2 separate regions of the Mus musculus genome follow, and region 2 is linked to region 1. The links are chromatin contacts, found by Hi-C or POLR2A ChIA-PET in ENCODE. All regions are on one chromosome and are shown on one strand. Each heading gives the region's core, a stretch centred on a gene start or an enhancer-like site at or near the end of the contact. The rest is flanking DNA. Distances are from core to core; before and after follow the strand shown. Region 1 overlaps Coro2b (coronin, actin binding protein, 2B). Region 2 holds the start of Coro2b (coronin, actin binding protein, 2B).

What was found. Hi-C counts contacts between places; a loop is a spot of excess contacts on that map. ChIA-PET counts read pairs that join two places held with the same protein, here RNA polymerase II (POLR2A).
Region 2: a map of left cerebral cortex shows a loop between it and region 1 (2.8-fold over the local background). The contact joins the promoter of Coro2b here to the enhancer-like site in region 1. A Hi-C loop is called at or near these places in 6 of 37 maps with a recorded cell type or tissue (CH12.LX, Patski, adrenal gland and 1 more). POLR2A ChIA-PET finds 5 or more read pairs at or near these places in 3 of 5 experiments (Patski and embryonic stem cell).

Annotation. Positions count from the first base shown.
Region 1 is chr9:62,490,337-62,493,036 of GRCm38, forward strand. The region is part of intron 1 of Coro2b (coronin, actin binding protein, 2B); the gene reads right to left. Among named protein-coding and RNA genes, the nearest start is that of Coro2b, 45 kb to the right of the region's middle. Within about 2 kb of position 1,329, at least 1 of the 3 ENCODE cell types and tissues checked has a DNase peak (open chromatin) inside an H3K27ac peak, as active enhancers do.
Region 2 is chr9:62,535,770-62,538,469 of GRCm38, forward strand. It overlaps Coro2b (coronin, actin binding protein, 2B), which reads right to left and starts at 1,275. Exons shown (of 12, transcript NM_175484.3): 1 at 884-1,275. The coding sequence starts at 898. Gm39352 (a long non-coding RNA gene) reads right to left here. Exons shown (of 4, transcript XR_870833.1): 3 at 2,512-2,700; 4 at 2,112-2,357.

The DNA of each region.
Region 1 (2,700 bases), core at 79-2,578:
GCCCTCCTCAGCCGACCGCACCCAGTGTTCACAGCCTAGGCTCTGAGCAGTCAGCAGGTTCGACTTTTGAAGCATTTGGAGGGTGAGCGGAGGATCTATGGGGGCCTTCTATGGGCTGCTGCCTTTTGCAGGGAAGCCCATACCAATCTTGTAGTGAGCTCAGCCTGGGCGACACCCAGCAGGCACTCAGTTTTGCCTCTGAGCAATGACCACACACCTGGCTCACAAGCTCTGCACTGGGTCTTAGCCAAGATGTCAAGAAGGAATCTTGTTTTTGTTTGAGACAGAGCCTCAATATTCAGCCCTGGCTGTCCTGGAGTTTACTGTGTAGACCAGGCTGTCCTCGAACTCACAGAGATCTGCCTGCCTCTGCCTCCCAAGTGCTGGGAGATGAAGGTTTAATTTTAGCAGCTGTATGTCTATTTTAATACATTAGAAAAAAATTAACACATATTCCAGACCTTTGATGTCACAGATGCTATTGTGAATGAATGCTAATGAGGGGAAAAGTAAAGAAAGAAGAGGAAGAAGAGGAGGAGGAAGAGGAGGAGGAAAGATCAGTTTAAAAATATGGTGTGAAAGATATACTACAGGTCTGTCACCTGCTTAGAGAGCCATCCCACTGTGAAATTATAGAAATCATGTTGTCCCTGCAAAGTACAATATTCTAAATTCCAGTTCCACGGGAAGGTGCTGTCTTTGCTCATTCCAGCTTCTGCCAGTCGGGCATGCCCTTTTTTTCCTGCCCAGCCACAGCTCAGTCTCAAGGCTAGCCTCACAGCTGACCTCAGACCTGTTCTTGCTCCTGGTATCGCCCTCAGCCTTGGTTCTCCTTGGCCAGCCGGGTTCCCCTTGGAAACAGCAGGAAAAGGGACCAGGGCCTTCTGAGCAGAGCTGAGCTCCAAAATGCTGTTCCTGGCCTGCCCAGCAGGGTTCTGTAGTCAGGAAGTCCCTTTAGGATCCTGGCCTGATGATAGGCCAGCCCCTCCCACATCCTCAAGGGAGCCCCACCCAGTGGAAGGCAGATAGCTCAGATAACCTCCCAGGGTCAGTCAGTCCATCCAGTGGCTGGGTCCTGAGATATGCTTATTTCCAGTGAAGACCACACCGTGAGGCCTCCTGGGAGCTTCAAGAGAAGGATGACAAGCCTGGACTGGAATCTACACAGACCTACATTCTAGTCCCATCATACTGCAGAGTGGCTGTGTGGCCTGAGCAAGCCTCTGAACATCTCTGTGCCCCTCCATCTGCTCTTACAGAGGGAGGCTTATTAATTTCCCCTCACCCACCGGACACAGGCAGAGTCAACGCCAAGATGCCCAGCTCATGCCCAGTACAAGGAATGCTACCTCTCCTGAGCCTCCCACACCTACATTTACCCAAGATGCTCCTGGGGAGCCTTCAGCTGCACGCCTCAGCTGACATCACCTACGCTGCAGATGCCTCCCCCTTCCCCTCTTTCCTTTTTTCCTGCTCACTCCCACTCTCTGTCCTTTTCCCTCTCTCTATTTGGCCCAGCTCCCAGATCTCAGGTACAGTGACAGACAAGACGCCTATGTGACTGGCTCTTGATAAAGATGCTGGCACTCTGCCTCCCCCACCTCTTTCTAGAACATGTAGCCCAGGCTGCCCTCAAATTTAATATGTAGCTCAGGATAACTTTGAACTCCTGATCCTCCTGCCCATATCTCTCAAGTGTTGGGATTACACGTGTGGGATATCACACGTTAATTAATGCTCTGCTGGGGAACCGAACCTCGAGCTTCATTTATGCTAAGCAAGCACTCTGCCACTGTAGCCCCTAGTATTTCTTCATTTTTTGATATGGACTCTCTATGTAGCTTTGGCTGGTCTTGAACTCTCAACGTTTGGCCATACAGAGTCACTTTCTAAACAAGGTTAGTTCACAGCTGAGGCTAAAAGTTGAGCATGGCAGATCTATCTGCGAAAAGTGCTCCTCACTCTGTAAGAGCTGGAGCTCTGTGTTTAGAGAGCCCCCAGGGTAAGGAGTCCTTCCTCTTGAAGCATCATGAGTTCTGGGAGTCTCCAGGCCAGGGTACACAGCAAGGCTACAATGGCTATGGTCATGTAGACCTAGGTTGGGAAGCCTTTCAAATGATTGGTGCACCATATGTGCATGCTGGGCAGTGGGCATCTGTGCCGCCCAGGGGTTAGAGGGAATGACATTATCTCTCTCTGGCTCCATGGTCCCACACTGGACCCTACACTCTGGTCCCTATAGCCAGTTGGCCTCCAAGTTGTGGCTACAAAGACAAAGAGCTTGGCTCCCTGTCAATTGGCAGTGGGAAAAAAAGGGGGGGGGGCAATAAGGTGTCTCTGGGGTACTTGGTGACAGGGCTTGGTTGCCCCTTCCCCTAAGGTTACCACTAAGTGGGAGAAGCCTTGCTGGCGGGAGCTGTGACATCTCTGTTGGGGAGAGGAAGTGTGCGTCAGCAGTCTGAATAATTAGAACTCTTCAGCACTGTCAATCACAGGTAGGAAAGTAGGCGTCGAGTCACTTTGCCTGTAGAGAAGCTGGTGCTGAGCCATGTGCCGTGTGTGTGTGTGTGTGTGTGTGTGTGTGTGTGTGTGTGTGTGTGTGTGTGTGTGTGTTTGTGTGTGTGTGTGTGTGTGTGTGTGTGTGTGTGTGAGAGAGAGAGAGAGAGAGAGAGAGAGAGAGAGAGAGAGTCTTCCTAAGCC
Region 2 (2,700 bases), core at 25-2,524, 45 kb after region 1:
GGCTAAGGCCGATGCCAGGGTGTGAGGTCAGCACTCCAACAGAACCTGGGAAGAGTACAGTTCATACTCTTCACTTGTTTGTCCCACCACTACCAAGGCTCATCTTATCCCATTGCAGAAAAGGAAACCTAAGCCCAAACTAGGCCTAGCCCTTCTCCGTAGAGAGACTCAAATCTGCCTTGGCCCAGGGCTTATCCCACTGCCCCAACGGTCTCTCCTCTTAACTCCATTCTTCCATTGGCAGGGAAGACGTCCCCAAAAAAGTTCTTCAACAAACCCGGGCTCCTGTGACAAGTCCAAGAACCTCTTCCAAACTGGGGTCTGCCAGGATGCCTACCTGCTCCTCTCTGTCACACTCCCTGCCCATCCCACCCCATGCAGTAGAACCTTCCCTGTCTCTGGCAGCCACTCAGGGATCCGGCAGCGCCTCTACAGGGTAGCTTTGGAGTCAGGCCCAGGCTTCTGGGGTAAATGGCAAAGACAGGCAGGTGGGGTTCAGCTCCCTTGTGTGTCTGACTAGCATGGCCAGCCCATCCCTGCATCATCAGCATGGATCCCTCAGTCCTTACGGCGCGTGACACTGAGGGACAGACACCCAGAGCGCCAGCCAGCCCGAAGCAGCTTTCCAGGGGTTAAAATTGCAGCACCTTCCACAAGAGTTAAAAATGCAGTCCCGGGGCGCACAGTGATGTGGTCCACACCGTCCAGGATAGCTGCAAAGGAGCATCCCCTCCCGGCATCCCGTAGTCCCCTGGGGGCCGAGCGACTCCTGGGAGCTGGAGCGCGCGCGCGCGCGCGATCCCTTCCTAAGCCCCTCAAGTCCCTGCCCGGGGGGTTGTAGCACCCGCGGGTCCCCAGCGTGGCGACGATCTGCGCTGCTTACCTTTGTGACAGTCATACAGAAAGCGGGCGGTGGGGCTGGGCGCGGGCGGCGGCAGGCGGCTGGGCCGGGCTGGGGACCGCGCGCTCGGGAGGCCGCTGGCTGATGTCAGCCGCGGCCGAGCATCTATAATAGATGAGGCCGCCGCGCCGCAGGAAGGCGAGGCAGGAAGAAAGGCGGGCGGCGGGCCGCGCGGGGGGCGGGGAGGACCGACCGGGGACTCGCTACAAAGAGGAGGCGGAGGCAGAGGCGGGAGTGCAGTCCGGGCGCCTGACGGTCCCCAGCCCCGCGCGTCCAGGCGCTGCCCCCTCGGGCTCCTGGCACCTGCGGCCGGGGCCGTGGGCGGGGACCCGGCCTTCGGTGCCGCGTTGGCTCCGGGCGCCCGGTGAAGTCACAAGCTGGACGGGCGCGGCGCGCGGCCGGAGATGCCTTCCCAGGGCTGGTCGCCCCCTGGAGGTTCCCAAAGTCCACCCGCTACGGGTCCCGCAGCTGCCACACGAGTTCAGGGTGGCCAGGAGGGCTCGTGGAAGCACTCCTTCGCATCTCAGTGATGAGCTCGCCTAAGGCCAATGTGGTCCATGTTACATAGGAAGTGGCAGGACTTGAGTGTAAAGTACTTAGACAGAGGGGCATTGGGCCCAGTTGGCTCGCCAGACTCGCCCAGAGGCTCTCTGCTTGGTGGCAAGCTTCTTAGAGGTTTCCTTTGCAGATCCTGCGTTCTATAGTTATAGGGACACAGGGGGAGCTCTCTGTAAGAGAGGCAGGACCGACCCTCCTCAAGAGTGTTCACATCACTGGGGAGATGACAGGTACAGTTGCTCTAGGCAAATCCCAGCCAGGTTACCTACACCCTGTAGCAGCTGCAGGAATTTCAAGTACAATTGCCTGAATATGGCCATGCGAGTACCTGGGCAAAACCGGTTTGGACAGATAAGGAGCCGCTGCAACCACAGAGAAGGGAGGAGGGAATGAGGTATTTGGAGCATCTCTCTCTCTCTCTCTCTCTCTCTCTCTCTCTCTCCCCCCCCCCCCCGGGGGTTCTGAAGTGTGCCACCTGCTCTCAGAGTTTCTTCACTGCAGTCCAGTGTGAGCACCTGCCCCGGAGGAAGGTGCAGGAACAGGGAGGTAGGATGCCTGCTCCATTCCGCAGCTGTATTTCTAGAACAGTACTACACACAGTGACAACTACTATAAAGTGCTTTGGCATAGATCCCGATATTTTTATTTACAGTTTTTTTTGTTTTGTTTTATCTTAGTTTTTGTTGGTGTTTTGGGTTTTTTGGGGGGGCATCCCTAAGAATGAGCAGATTTCGTGGGGGGACGTACCTGGTCTGACACAGTGACAGAGCCAGGACTTGTGTCTGTGAGTTACAGAGTTCCTCCACAGCTGCTGCCATCTTTGAACTTCTTCTGCATCTTGGGAAGGGTATAAACACCTGTCCGTCTCCAGGGGCCTTGCAGCAACTTTACTAGGTCTCTAGGGAGAGCAGATGTAGCTTCAGGCCTCAGGCATTGGCTCTGCGCCAGACCCCTCCTAGGTGTAGTCATGCCAGGCCTCAAGTCTTTACTGCCTCACCCCCCCCCCACCCGCCCCAGAAATGCCGGCTTCATTCTCTGAACCCCATCCTTACCTGACATCCAACCACTGTACACTTAGTTCAGAGTCTCTGGGTTGTCTCCACATGGGACAGTACAGCAGGGAGCTAGCTGGCCCCTGGGTATGATTTATCTTCCTGCATGACCCTGTCTCAACAATAACGAAACTAAAGGCAAAGAATGTTTGAGAAAGATACCCATTGTGGACTTCTGGCCATCACAAG